Regions from separate parts of the Homo sapiens genome. Here regions 1, 3 and 4 are each linked to region 2. A link is a contact called in ENCODE Hi-C or POLR2A ChIA-PET data. All regions are on one chromosome and are shown on one strand. Each heading gives the region's core, a stretch centred on a gene start or an enhancer-like site at or near the end of the contact. The rest is flanking DNA. Distances are from core to core; before and after follow the strand shown.

Evidence for each region. Hi-C counts contacts between places; a loop is a spot of excess contacts on that map. ChIA-PET counts read pairs that join two places held with the same protein, here RNA polymerase II (POLR2A). Pooled maps may share reads with other maps.
Region 1: a map of A673 shows a loop between it and region 2 (1.9-fold over the local background). The contact joins two enhancer-like sites. A Hi-C loop is called at or near these places in 2 of 168 maps with a recorded cell type or tissue (A673 and HepG2) and 4 of 50 pooled maps. POLR2A ChIA-PET finds 5 or more read pairs at or near these places in 1 of 52 experiments (SK-N-SH).
Region 3: a pooled map shows a loop between it and region 2 (2.5-fold over the local background). The contact joins two enhancer-like sites. A Hi-C loop is called at or near these places in 1 of 168 maps with a recorded cell type or tissue (HepG2) and 1 of 50 pooled maps. POLR2A ChIA-PET finds 5 or more read pairs at or near these places in 3 of 52 experiments (PC-3, SK-N-SH and WTC11).
Region 4: a loop to region 2 is called in a pooled map, with 3 times the contacts of the local background. The contact joins two enhancer-like sites. A Hi-C loop is called at or near these places in 2 of 168 maps with a recorded cell type or tissue (aorta and posterior vena cava), 1 of 37 single-sample maps with no recorded cell type and 4 of 50 pooled maps.

Annotation. Positions count from the first base shown.
Region 1 is chr17:57,550,370-57,553,711 of GRCh38, forward strand. The region is part of intron 7 of MSI2 (musashi RNA binding protein 2); the gene reads left to right. It overlaps LOC107984993 (a long non-coding RNA gene), which reads left to right. Exons shown (of 2, transcript XR_001752947.3): 1 at 1-3,342. Among named protein-coding and RNA genes, the nearest start is that of MSI2-AS1, 56 kb to the right of the region's middle. RefSeq lists an enhancer at 1,820-2,039. Within about 2 kb of position 1,787, at least 5 of the 41 ENCODE cell types and tissues checked have a DNase peak (open chromatin) inside an H3K27ac peak, as active enhancers do.
Region 2 is chr17:57,421,612-57,424,810 of GRCh38, forward strand. The region is part of intron 6 of MSI2 (musashi RNA binding protein 2); the gene reads left to right. Among named protein-coding and RNA genes, the nearest start is that of MSI2, 170 kb to the left of the region's middle. RefSeq lists an enhancer at 1,154-1,333 and a silencer at 1,183-1,383. Within about 2 kb of position 1,285, at least 10 of the 41 ENCODE cell types and tissues checked have a DNase peak (open chromatin) inside an H3K27ac peak, as active enhancers do.
Region 3 is chr17:57,576,095-57,579,445 of GRCh38, forward strand. All of the region lies in intron 7 of MSI2 (musashi RNA binding protein 2), which reads left to right. Among named protein-coding and RNA genes, the nearest start is that of MSI2-AS1, 31 kb to the right of the region's middle. RefSeq lists an enhancer at 2,861-3,351. Within about 2 kb of position 1,882, at least 15 of the 41 ENCODE cell types and tissues checked have a DNase peak (open chromatin) inside an H3K27ac peak, as active enhancers do.
Region 4 is chr17:57,670,960-57,673,907 of GRCh38, forward strand. All of the region lies in intron 11 of MSI2 (musashi RNA binding protein 2), which reads left to right. Among named protein-coding and RNA genes, the nearest start is that of MSI2-AS1, 64 kb to the left of the region's middle. Within about 2 kb of position 1,437, at least 5 of the 41 ENCODE cell types and tissues checked have a DNase peak (open chromatin) inside an H3K27ac peak, as active enhancers do.

The DNA of each region.
Region 1 (3,342 bases), core at 537-3,036, 130 kb after region 2:
TTTGTTAACAAAAGTGCTTAAGAAGTAAAAATTGAGTTAGTATAGGAAACCTGAAGTAAATAATGCTGGCTTCAGCTATATGCAAGCTGTTCCTCACACACTGTGCTTTTCATTGTTTAAAATAGCAAGGTTTGGATTTGGGGGGGTCACAGGGAAAGAACACGATGTCTCTTTTACTTTTGTTTTTGTTTTGCCTCTTTTTACCTTTTCTTTTCCAAAAGTAATTTTTGGGACAGAATCAGAAGTGAAGCAAAAATCCAAACGAGCTCTCCGTTTTCTTAATACCTGTCTCCCCTTGTCTTTTTCTGTCAGGTTTGAAGCCGGGCTGGAAAATGTTGGAGATTTTCAGCCTGGGGAAGAGTCGAGGTTCAGGACATTTTTCCTTTTCCTAGGAAAACTCAGAGCAGGGTTAGACAGTTCGCACATCCAAGACCAACACGCATAGGCACACACGTAGCCCTCTGTCTAGGGCCTGATTCAGTCTGCATTCGAGAGTGTTCTGAATGAGAGCACTGTGTTGGCGTCTTCCACACCAGCCTCACTTCACAGGAGAATTTTTCAGGAGCCATTTTTCTATTAAACTCAAGAGCAGAAATTGATGGGGGGATGGGTGCTCTCTGGAGATGTAATTTGAATTTATTTATTTTAATGATTAAAGAGAAAGAATGGTTATTATTCACATGAATGACCTTCTCCCGGTGCTTTTTTGAAAGGAGTTGTGTTGGTTTATTCAAAGTGGCTTAGAACTCACATAATGGCTTACTTCTGTGGAGCTTTCTGAATGAAGCCATGAACTGGGAGGGAATCAAAGTCCCCTTATTTCAGTGCCGGGAGGTAAATGGATAGGGGACAAAAGGAGCAATATTATGTCTCAGACTAAATAAGGTCTCCAGATCAGGGGCTGAACCTGCCCCGGCTCCATCCTGAATTCTTCCTGTGCGGGTAGGTCCTCACTGGACTCACCTGGGCTGGAGAATCAGCTTGGCCACAGACTCCTGGCTTGGTGTGAGCCTCGGGGATTGCTGCCGGAGGGAGGGCGGAGGTCTGTAGGTGGAGAGGTAGGTTCAGGTGGGTGGAGAAGGCACACAGACCGCCGTCTGGGATGAGGTTGCTATTGGATTGGAAATTGCTGTTCAGCCGAGGGTAGAAATCAGGTGCCTGATGTGTGCCAGTTGCTGCATGACGTCTGCCGAGCCCCAGGTGCACCCATGGGGTCATGCATGTACACACACTGGTGTTCCCACACCCCCCTCTTCCTGCACTGCCATGCCCCACCGCCCTTCCCCCACCCACTGCTGAAGTCTTAGCTTTCAAGTGCAGGTGTTGAGGTTAATAACAAGAAGTATCCCAGTTGGCCATTTGCATATGAGACTTCTCACTGGGTTCTAAAGGTGGGAAGGAAGGGATTTAAAAAGATCACGGGCGTGAAAGCTGGAAACAGTGGCGTCCATTGCTTGGGGCAAGGATTGACTAGAGGTGATTTTATGTGCTGACCGCTCCTGTAGAAAGAGAAGCTTAGGCAGATGTCATGCCCTGCCTGTGCCCACCCAACCTTTCTCCCCCTGGCTGGAGCACTCACTCCAAGCCAATAGCCCAGCTTCCCTGGATCCCTCAGCTCCAAAGGGTTGCCTCCTACTCCACTTGCTGCATAGAGGGGTTTTCTGGAACAGAGAATGTGCTGGACCTAGAGCCCCTCGTCCTGGGGCTCAAGGACCCAGCTCATGTGACCTTCAGCAGGTCTCTCCTGCTGCTGCCCCAGGACTGGCCACACACCAGGGCTCTGTCCCCCGACTTCCTCACTAGACCCTCAGGCCATCTGGTCGTGAGGTTTTTACTGCTAACGGGACAGAGTAACGCACATAACCCATGGGGGAGTTGCAGCGGTCTAATTGAAGTTCAGAGTGATGTTCACTGGTCTGTAATTCCTGACTCCCTTCCTGAGAGAGTCCTGGGAACTGAGCTTGGCTTTCTGCCTGCTGCTTGTCTCTGATTATGGAGACCAGCCAGCACCCCCCAACCCAGCCCCCCACTCACTGCCCTGCTGCATCCAGCCCCTGGGTCTTCCACCTCCTGGCACGCTCTAGCCTAGGCCTGAAGTAGCAGGGCCAGACGCTAGGTGTCGCCGTCCTGGACCTGCCTCCATCCCCGGAGGTCTTGGCTCATGGGCTTTCTTGATCTCTGAGTGTCTTTTTTAATCCCTATTGCCCAGCAACGGCTTCCTTGGTTAGAGACAGTCTGGCAAGTTTCCTCTGGTTCAAACTTACGTTTGAAGTTTTTCTACAACCAGAAGGTGATTCTCTGGCTTCTGAGCTTCACCCAACCCTCTCTGAGCCCCAACATGGGGGAACACTGGTCTCTTCTTTCTGTGACTGGTCATCTTTTACAGCTTTGATTCATGCTCTTAGTTTCCAGTTTTATATGTGCTTAAGCATTATAAGACACCTCAGTATTTTTAGGAAATAAGTGGGGACATAAATATAAACAACCCGGAAATCACTGCCCCTAGAATTCACAGAGTGGAAGAACCAAGCTTTTTAGGGCTGATGTGGCGTGGGCTGGGAGACTTCTCTTTTGAGAGGCTGATACTGGTCTTTGAATGAACTCTTTACCCCACCAAAAGTAGAAAAAGGATTCCAGTGACTTCAGAAATTTTTGTTGTTGTTTTGAGAATGTTGGCACCACTGGGAATAATGAGAGACGCCTGGCCTATTCAAAAGTGGCATCAGAAACCTCAGTGTTGGAAATGCAGCCTTTGGTTGTCCATCCCCGCAGCTAGAGCATGAGCCCCCCAAGGCCAGACTCGAGGGCTCAGCGCTTCAGTTGAGTAGTCCTGATTGAACTAGGCTCATGGGCACAGAGCACTGGACTGGGGACCATAGTGGATGCCAAGGCTCGACCAGTGCAAAATCAGCCCAAACTGAAAGCTGTTTGGGAAGGCAGAATGAATGTATCATCTTTCACTCGGCAATTTTTCAAAATTCAGCCACAGGTCTTCCTGGACCCCTAGCCAGGTTTTGATTTTCTAGGCTGGGATGAAAGATGAAAGAGACGTTTATTTGGTGGGAGGGGGATTGGGACATTGAGCTGCTTTTAAATGATGTTAAGAATCCCATTCTTCTCCCTGCTTTCCCACTTCTGCCCTGGTGTTGACTTTGAAAAACCTTCCAAGACAGGCTGAGGCTAAGGAGATGGGGGAGCTTTCCTGAGCAGCTTTCTGAGGTCCGTTTTTTTCTTTTGAAATAGACTGGAAATCTATCTCGGCTCTGAATCATCCTTCGATTCTCATCGCGGAGGGGCAGAGAGGAGGGTGCACGGGCAGCCCAGCTCATGTGCCTTTGTGGC
Region 2 (3,199 bases), core at 35-2,534:
GTGGCTCAAGCCTATAATCCCAAGACTTTGGAAGGCCGAGGTGGGGAGGATCGCTTGAGGCCAGAAGTTTGAGACCAGTGTGGGTCACATAGTGAGACCCTATCTGTACAAAAAATGTGCCTGTACTCCTAGCTACATGGGAGGCTAAAGCAGGAGGGTCGCTTGAGCCCAGGAGTTCGAGGCTGCAGTGAGCTATGATTGTACCACTGCACTCCAGCCTGGGCAACAGAGTGAGGCTTCATCTCAAAACCACAAAAATAACAACAAAGCAAAATAAATAGAAATCACACCTTGGTGAAAGGGCATTTGGAGGCCTGTCAGGTAGTTTATGCTGCAGTGTTTGACATTTTGGGCTTTAATTACACAGTGGTTTAATATTTAATACTATCAAATGTTACACAGCTTTACAATTATAGTTCTACATATGAAAATTGAAAGGAACTATCAATCCACTCAAATCGTATTTAGTGATAGTAAATACCAGGTATTTTAAATAATAACTCTCATTAATTGCATCTCCACTGTGTACTAGGTACTACACGAACTGCTTTTATTAGTAGATAAATGGGGCCAGGTGCGGTGGCTCACGCCTGTAATCCTAGCACTTTGGGAGGCTGAGGAGGGCGGATCATGAGATCACGAATTCGAGACCAGCCTGGCCAATATGGTGAAACCCCATCTCTACTAAAAATACAAAAATTATCCGAGCATGATGGCAGGTGCCCGTAGTCTCAGCTACTCAGGAGGCTGAGGCAGAAGAATCACTTGAACCCAGGAGACGGAGGTTGCAGTGAGCTGAGATCGCACCACTGCACTCCAGCCTGGGTGACAGAGTGAGACTCAGCCTCAAAAAAAAAGATAAATGGGTAATTCTTACAGTCTCCCTGTGAGGTAGGTATTCTTTTGTCTTGTCACAGGTGAGGAAAATGAGGGTCCGGGACAGGAAAGTACATGCCCAATGGCACAAAGCTGCCAAGGGACAGAGAGAGCGCTCAGTCCAGGGCTAGCAAACTCCAGACCCATGCTCATTCTCCAGCCATCATTGTCACCGCTAACCCTGCTCGTGGTCTGCTTTGATGTCATGGAAAAATTGGCCCATCTGAGATGTGGCGCATTATATAAATCAGTACAGCGTAAATCACCATCATCACTTGACATTTAAGCCTTTTTTTCATTTTAATTTGGATATTACTTTGTCAAAGATTAGGCAACGTAATTTTGGCAAGGTGTTATTTTTGGCAGTGCACTTACGAATGGGTGAGTCAGCCTGGCTGTGGATGCATCATTGGTGGCAGGGCACCATGGGTTTCTTTCTTTGTCCAGAAATAGACACTGGTCTCTGGACTGGTGACACTTCAGGAGGCTCCAGATGACTGTACTGGGTGCGTGTATAGCAGCCTTCTATGAGGAACTAAAGGGGCCACCTCATCTTGGCCTCTAGATAGGACTCTATTCTTTAATGAGTCCTTCAGATATGTGGGTTCGAGTCCCATAGGGAGAGAAAAAACTTTTCCCAAAAAGTTAAAATAGAGTGATCTTTTGTGATGCATATCAAAATAAAAACCATGGGATGGCTTATGAAAATTAATGGAATTAAATTTCCCAGAAATGGCTAAAAATGTGCAGCTTGCAACCCAGCAGTTTATTAAAGACTTGAGAACATTATCTTCGCCATTCGAGTTAGATTTAAGTATATGCTTTTAACCTGGGCCACACACAGTAATAGAAGAAGCCCGACAGAAATGTAAAGACCTGCTAATTTCCTTTGTGATCTTGGGCCTCGTCTTACTTCTCTGGGCCTTGGCTATCTTTTCTACAAATTTCGGCTTTGTAGACATTGGATGAGATTTCAGATCTCTTCCAGCCCTGTAGCTGCATTCTATTCTGTTGGCCAGCGCCTGCTCATGCCTTTCCACAATTGAAGTGTCTGTTGCGTGGATCACCATCACCATCCTCCTTCTGTTCTGAGCTACATCCCAAGTTGCCCAAAGTCAGGTTAAGTCCAGCATAATTTGCCATTTGTTAAAGTATGCCTGTTGATTTGTCATCTTTCCTTCTTGACTTCCCTCCCTCAGCACAGATCTCTCATGCCAGTAGTCAAATATAAAATTTTTCATACCCACCCAGCGTTTTGCATGGGTTCTTCACTCTCTCCTGCCCGCCCCTCCTCACCAAATGAGTTCTTTCTTTGCGAAGCTGGAGCCAAACCACCAAAATGCCACAAAGACATGTGGCGCAGCTTTTTCCAGTTTTTCTCTTGCGGTAGTTACAATATTATTAAAAATCCATTAAATTTTAATGTACCCTATAAAATATGTGCTCTTGTGAAAGCAAGCACAGATAATTATTTCTGATGAATAAACCAAGAGGACAAGTATGTATGAAGTTCATGCTGCAGCATTCAATTTTTATTATATACATCTCCTGCAGGGGCAATCACTGTGATGTTCCAGCTGGTTGTGTGGAGGGCTGGTTCTTCTCAGAGATCCTTTGGGGCAGCATGAACCCTGAACTCTCCGAATGTTCTCAGAGCTTGTTATTACCTGGAAAGAGAGAGCCCTGTGTAGGAGCTGTCTTCTGTTAAGCTCTTCAAACAAAAGAATGAAGGACTAAATGAATCAGGATGAGAAAAATGCAGTCTCTCTAATACTCCAAGGTATCCTTCTGGGATGAGGAGGGAAAAATCAGACATACATTTGAAGATCTTCTACCTAGTAGCTCTGTTCCCTTGAGCCAGTCTCTTAGCTTCTCTGAGTATTTGTTTCCTAAATGGGAGATGAGCGTTCTCTCTGCCTTGGGGCTTAACAGAGGCACAGAAGAGCCTGTGTCTGGCTCAGAGTGGGAATTCTGACTTGCGGTTTCCCTCTTTCAGTCTTTTTCTTCTTCTTCTGGAGATCCTTTGAAAGTTTTCTCATAGCTCCAGAAGTTGGAAAACAGAGCTGCTGCCTGGCCTCCTGGAGTCTGTGTGGTGTGAGGCTTGGGAGCCATTAACACATGACTATCTAGTGTCACAGCTGCTGGCTCTGGACATCTCCTGATGCTTCAGGGGTGGCTTCCATATTGGTTTCCAGAGGCTGCATGCACCTGCCAGGTGGATGGAAGTGTTTCCCATGGGAGTTGCTGGGCCCCTGTCTGCCTTCTCGGGGTGCCTGTGGCCTCTGTGCCTGATGACTCTAGGGCAGGGGTCTGATGACTCCAG
Region 3 (3,351 bases), core at 632-3,131, 160 kb after region 2:
ACAGACACTGTGGGAAGGCCATCCTTTAAAGCCATTGATTCCTGTAATAATTATTTGCTGAACACTGGCTCTGTGCTGGGCACTTATCAGGGGCTGAGGATATGGTGGTGAACAAAACCAACAGCAGTCCTGGAGCTCAGGCTCAACAACTCTATTCCTTGCACACATTCTAGCCGTGGAGAATGTGGGTTGTGTGCTTCTCACAGCCTTGAAGGCAAGGGCTGGATCCTACTCTCCATTGTATCCTAAAGGCCCAGCTGAGATTCTTTCATATAGAAGGTATCCAATGAATGTTTGTTGTAGGAATAGATGTTTTCTGTATTTCCTAAGACTCTAAAATGAATGTTACTTTTATAATCAGAAGACCATAATCCATGTTGGCTGGGTGCAGTGGCCCACACTTGTAATCCCAGCACTTTGGGAGGCCGAGGCAGGTGGATCACCTGAGGTCAGGCGTTTGAGACCACCCTGGCCAATATGGTAAAACCCTGTCTCTACTAAAAATACAAACATTAGTGGCACGGTGGTGCATGCCTGTAATCCCAGCTACTTGGGAGTCTGAGGCACAAGAATCGCTTGAAACTTGGAGGTGGAGGTTACAGTGAGCTGAGATGCGCCACTGCCCTCCAGCCTGGGTGACAGAGCGAGAATCTGTCTTTAAAAAAAAAAAAAAAAAAATGACTATAATCGATGTCTAATTTTAAAGAAAAAAAAAAAGGAAGGTTGGGCAGGGCGAGATTTTGACATGGTTTATAGGAAGCCTGGGGTTTTTTTAGTTGACTGTTAAGTTTTCTTTGAGGCAACAGGTGATGGAGCTGCTAAGGACGCCACCACAAAGGGAAGTCCAGTCCGGTATTTGGTTGCACTGCTCAGACCCCATGTGGAATATTCCATTCCAGGCATTTATTTTAAGAGGGGCATTGACAAGATAGACCACATCAGAGGAGGTCGTCTGATGGGGACCAGGACAGTATTACGGGAAAAATTCCAGAGGAACCAAGGAGACTCGAATAAGGAGAAATGAGGTGGCTACGTTAGATCTTGAAGGACTACCCCTGGGAGGGGGGCCAGGCTGCTTCCCCAACCATGAGTGGCCGTTTGTGAAGTTACCAAGAGAAAGGCTGATCCTTGGGCTGAAGAATTTAGCAACACCTCAAGATGCCCAACTCAAACAAGCTGTGTTTATGAAGTACCGAGGGGTGATGCCCCTTTCCCCAGAAATATTCAGAGACTAGAATTGATGAGGCAGCAAGATGGGGCCAGGGACCACTTTGCAAACCACTGGTGGGTCCTGCATTATGAAAGTCCAGCCTGGTCCAAACCGTCCCATTTCCAGACCCATAGAGCCCAACTGGTAATATTTCAGGAGGATTCTGTATAAAATTATATCTTTAAGCCCTGGTCTCCAGTAGATATTGGTTTAATTACCAGTTATTTACTGCCATGCTCAGTAGATGATAGACAAGCAAGAGAAAAGGATAAAATGAAAAAAATTAAAAAGAAAATTCCAAACCCTTTGAGGTAGTAGGAAGAGCCCCCTACTTGCTGAAGATGATTAAGAAATAAAGAGAAAGCTTTTCTTGGAGTCATGATGTAAGCCCAAAGGGAAAGTAGGTTCTTATTTATGAAAAAAGGTTATAACTTAAGCTGTTCAGAAGCACAGCAATTACTTGGAGTAAGATGCCTCTTAATTCATTTGGCCTCCTTTGTAGGTGGCTGAGTAAGTGTTTCTGCGTCCTCGGACTCCAGCCCTTCTTTGGTCGCCACTTGCTTTTGTTCACGGCAGGTCACTGGGTACTCCAGAGGCATTGTTGATAATAACATCTCTTTCCTCCCCCACACCACCCGCAAGCAAAGCTTTGGAAAAACAGCCAAGTGTTCAGCAAAGTGAAGGCTTCGCTTTTCTTCCTCCCCGCTCCTCCCCTTGTTGAGAAATCCCATTATCCGGGAGAATGATTGTGAAACTCCAATCTGTCTGCCGCTGAGCTGTGGGCCGTTCTTCTTGCCTCCTCCGCCCCTGCCCTGGTCCCCTTGTCTATCTGCAGGGGGAAGACAAATATCTATATATTAAAGCTTTAAGAATCTATAAATCTGAGTTGATTCTCTGCTGGTGACAGCCCAAGCTCTTTCCCACCACGTTTGACATGATCTAATGGGTTTACAGTTGTTTGAGTGCTTCTCTGAAGCAAATGAAAGTGCTTAGTTAGGGGACGTATGAAATGGCATTGTTTGTTCTGGGCACTACAGCAAAGCTAGGGGATCATCTTTAAATTATCCACCCTTTCTCTTCAGCCACCCCGCAGAACAAGGGGCTCTGCCGCTGAAGGAGCTGCAAAGACAGTTCCTACTGGCCTTGCCTTTCTGCTTGAGAGGTGCCAGGACTGGGGGGGTAGGATGCATCCCCAGCTGTATTCATTTCGCCAGGAAGCTTGGGGCTAATTGGGAACAGAAGAATGCCCAGGGGATGAGGGGAAGGGGACGGGAGAAGGATGGTCTCACCAAGGTAGAGGAGTGACAAATACTTGCTTCTAGCAAAACAGGAGTAAAAACAAGAGAGACTCCTAATGAGAGCTTTGGGGCAGTTTGTGCTTTCCATTCTCAGGGGCCAGCAGTGTGGGTTGGTGTGATTAGTTGCCTTGCTACTTGGCGCAAAACCAATTCCTCTTTTCAATATCAAGTTTCATAAGCGTGGAACAGTAACAAATCATTATAAACCCTCTGGGACTGGTGGGTGTGTGATGATGCGGGGTTGTTTTTCTTTTTCCCCCTCCTCTTTGATAAGCCCATCTTTTCAGCCCAGGTACATTTTTCCCATTGTAAACAGAAAATGGCATGGGAGGGAGTGTGTCTCGGAAACTTGCTGTATTGTTAATCTGTTATTAGGCAAAAGTCTTAACACCAGGCTGGGTGCTCAGATGCCTCATTGTGAGCTGGGGATGGAATTATGCATCATGAATAAAAACCGCTGTCAACATGCATTGGTTTCAAAACATTAGAGCATATGGTATGTGATTATCTGTATTGTCAAGTGCAATAAAGTGAATTTGGATATAATAAAGGATGTAATATTTTAGAAATTTGGTAATAAACTAAGGAAAGGATGACAGCTGAGGTTCCTTAAGGCCCCAGACACAAATAAATTGAAGTTACTGGTCTCTGTGGCCAAGTGGCAGAATGGCCGTAACATGGCTATCTGTGCTCGGTGATTTTCAAGTTGGGGAAAGCTCTGCTGTCGCTCGGTTGCCTTCTCTGGAGGACGCAGGGATGATCTGGCCCCCATGCTGGGTGGTGGGAGAGGCGGTGGCTCCCGTTGGAGACCCAGGTCTTGCCTCCTTGCCTGGCCTCAAGGTG
Region 4 (2,948 bases), core at 187-2,686, 250 kb after region 2:
TGGCTTCTTAGCCCAAGGCACCTGACTGTAAGAGCAGAGCTGGGGTCACAGTCAGGTCTTCTGCCTCTGAGTCCAGTACTCCCTTTCCTTACATCATTGCTGCCTCTCTGTGGGTGCCACCTTGACTGGGAAAGCCCAGAGGATATTGGAGAGTGAGGATGAGGGGCAAAGAGGAACCTGCCATGGATGCTGCTGATGAAATGAACCTGATCACCGCAATGAGCCCCCAAACTGCCATCCTAGAGCAGGGCTTGTCCCAAGCCACTTAATGCTCATAGCTCCTGCTGCAAAAATGCCAAGACGTTTGCAAGACGTTGTCCTCTTCTGGGACAGGAGTCATAATATCCAATTTATAAACCTCAGCACTGTTTATTTATTCAACAAAGTGTGCTCCCTGTCCCCGCCCCCTCACACGCACACCCTAGCTGAGCAGTAGACAAGGTGCCCTTGCCCACTAAGAGCCATGTCCCATCCTCTCTTCCCAAGCTGATCCTGGTATATGGGACCAATTCTGGCCCCCCAAAATAAGTCTCCGTGCCTGGGGAAAGGCACCGTTCGCTTAGAAGGATCACTGAGAATTGACTGGAGAATGACTTCCACAGAAAGCACCCTCAGGTGAGAGATTTGGCTTCATGCCTTCCCCCACCCCCCAACCCCACTCCCCACCTCTCCTCTTAGAGGGAGACGGGTTCTCAAATGACCCCCTTTCCTGCGTAGCCAGCCAGTGTTCAGTTTGTGGAGTTACGCTGAGTTTGCAAAAGAAGAAAATTGCTTTGTCCCTAATGCCTTCCCACTGTCAGACAGCAGGAACAGCTACTGACAAGTTTATGTGCCGAGTGGCAGTCCCCATTCTCTCCTAAGCAGCCAGAGCCGTTGCTTTTTATGAGTCTTCTCAAAGATGCATGGGTTTCCAGATGGCTCGTTCGGGGACTTTAACATGCTTTCTGGAGCCTGGTTCTTCTGCTCACAGAGACAGACAGAGAGAAGTGTCGACTGTGGAAAATAGAGGCTCCTCTCTTCCATGCGCCCAGCCCTCAGGGGTGCGGGTTCCACTGCCCAGAAGCCTAGCTAGAGGCGGGACCAGCCAGAACTGGGTGCTTATTGCCTGCTGGCTGCGCCCTCTAGTGGGGACCCAGCAGCCCTGTCTTTCACCCCTGGCTGGGGGACATCTGCAAGGTGACTTTGAGCTGAGGCTCCGGCACCGTGATGAGCAAGTGCGTAATAAAACGGGACTTGGGATTTGAAAGCTGCATTCTAATACAGTGTCTTCTCCACGGTGATTTTAGTGTCATTTGATGGAGGAGGACTGAGCAAGGAGGGGTAATATAGACCTAAGATGAGCTGCTTATTGTGAAATTCCCTTCAGGCCGACTCAGAAACCACAGGCCTCCCCACACACAGGAATGGGAGCGGTTGCCAAGGATGGGCATAATACCAACAGCCCTTTTGTCTTCTATCTAAGCCTGCAGAAGGGGGTATTTCTGAACAGCACCCTTCTGTGGGCATGCTACATCCTGTCTCCGAGGCTGCTTCTGCTGGCTAGATTAGTCTCTAGGTGGCTCTCCTGCTGGAAGAAACGGAAACCTAAACCTGCCTCTCCCCACCCATTAGTTAGGTGGGCCTGCCCAACACCTTCCTGGGTTCACATCCGGCCAGACAAGAAAGAAGCCAAAAAACTTTCCGTCTACCACTGCGCCTCCTCATGCCCACCCCATCCTATTAGCCTAAAATGGAACGGGCTAATTAGTTTATTTGTATAGGGAGGGGTTTCAGCTGCCTGGACAAAACCAGGAGTCCACTGTCCAAGCTTCTTCTGTTTTCCTGAGCTCAGAAGAAAAAAAGTGTGTTAGACTAAGATAATACCGCCTTTTGAATATCTCGGCTTCATATTTGCCTCCATGAGTGAGAGGGCCAAGTGTTATCTGCAAGTTGAATCTTCTATATTCAAAAATCTCCATCCCTTTTTTCTGCCAGCGCATTCCCAGATCAGCCGTTCACTTGCTCTAAGCCTCTATAATTTATTTTTTTCTTTTCTCTTTAACCTGCTCTTTCCATTGGCCAGTTTATTCATTTCTCAGCTACAGCTTCAGAGGGGCTCACCTTCGGGCTTCCCGCCCCAAGGGCATCTGGAGGCTTCAGTTCTGTTTTCTCTGCTGAGTCAGGAGCCAGGCCCAGCTTGATTTGGTCTCCCGTGTATCTTTGTGTCTCTGTCTCAGTCTCCTGCTAGTGTGCCTTGGGTGCCTCATCAATCTCTTCCCATCCCTGTGACAAGTGGGTGAAAATCAATCCACTTCTGGCTCTTCCAGGCCCACCAGAACTGAGGGCCTCAAATCACAGGCCCCTGGGAAAGGGAGGGGCCAAAGCCAGGAGTGACCCCACCTGCATCGATGTTCTTTGCCTCTGCCATTGAAGGCAACTGGTCATAGGGCAGAGGGGGAGAAGCCAAGGGAGGCAGAAGGGAGAAGTGATTGTTGCAAGGAGCAGCCCTCTGGAGCCAAAGATGTGAAAGTGTGACTCTCAGAATGTCTGGTTCTTTAAGACGGGTTAGCCGTAGCCCAAAGGTAGCCAGCCCAGACTCACCTTGAGGCTTAAAAATCAGTAAGAACTTCCTTTAACAATTAAAAAAATATTGTTTTCCATTTTGGAAAAGAAAATAAAGTTTAAACTACTAAGGAGAAATAAAGGTGAGACAAAATTAACCTGGTTAACTGGTTGACAGGCTGCGGCCCTCATTAGGGTCAGAATGATGGGATTGGGGGGGCCGAGGCAGTGTCACCTTCCGCTGCCCCCCGATCTGCAACCCCACCACTCTCTGGATTTGTGCGTGTCAAGTCCACTCTCTCTGTAGCAAAGGTACATCCTGAGCCTGCTGTTCTCACTCTGGAGTTGACATTGCAGGATAACCAAGAGAAAGCAGGTGTTTTGGTCAGCTATGGTTTAGCTATGAA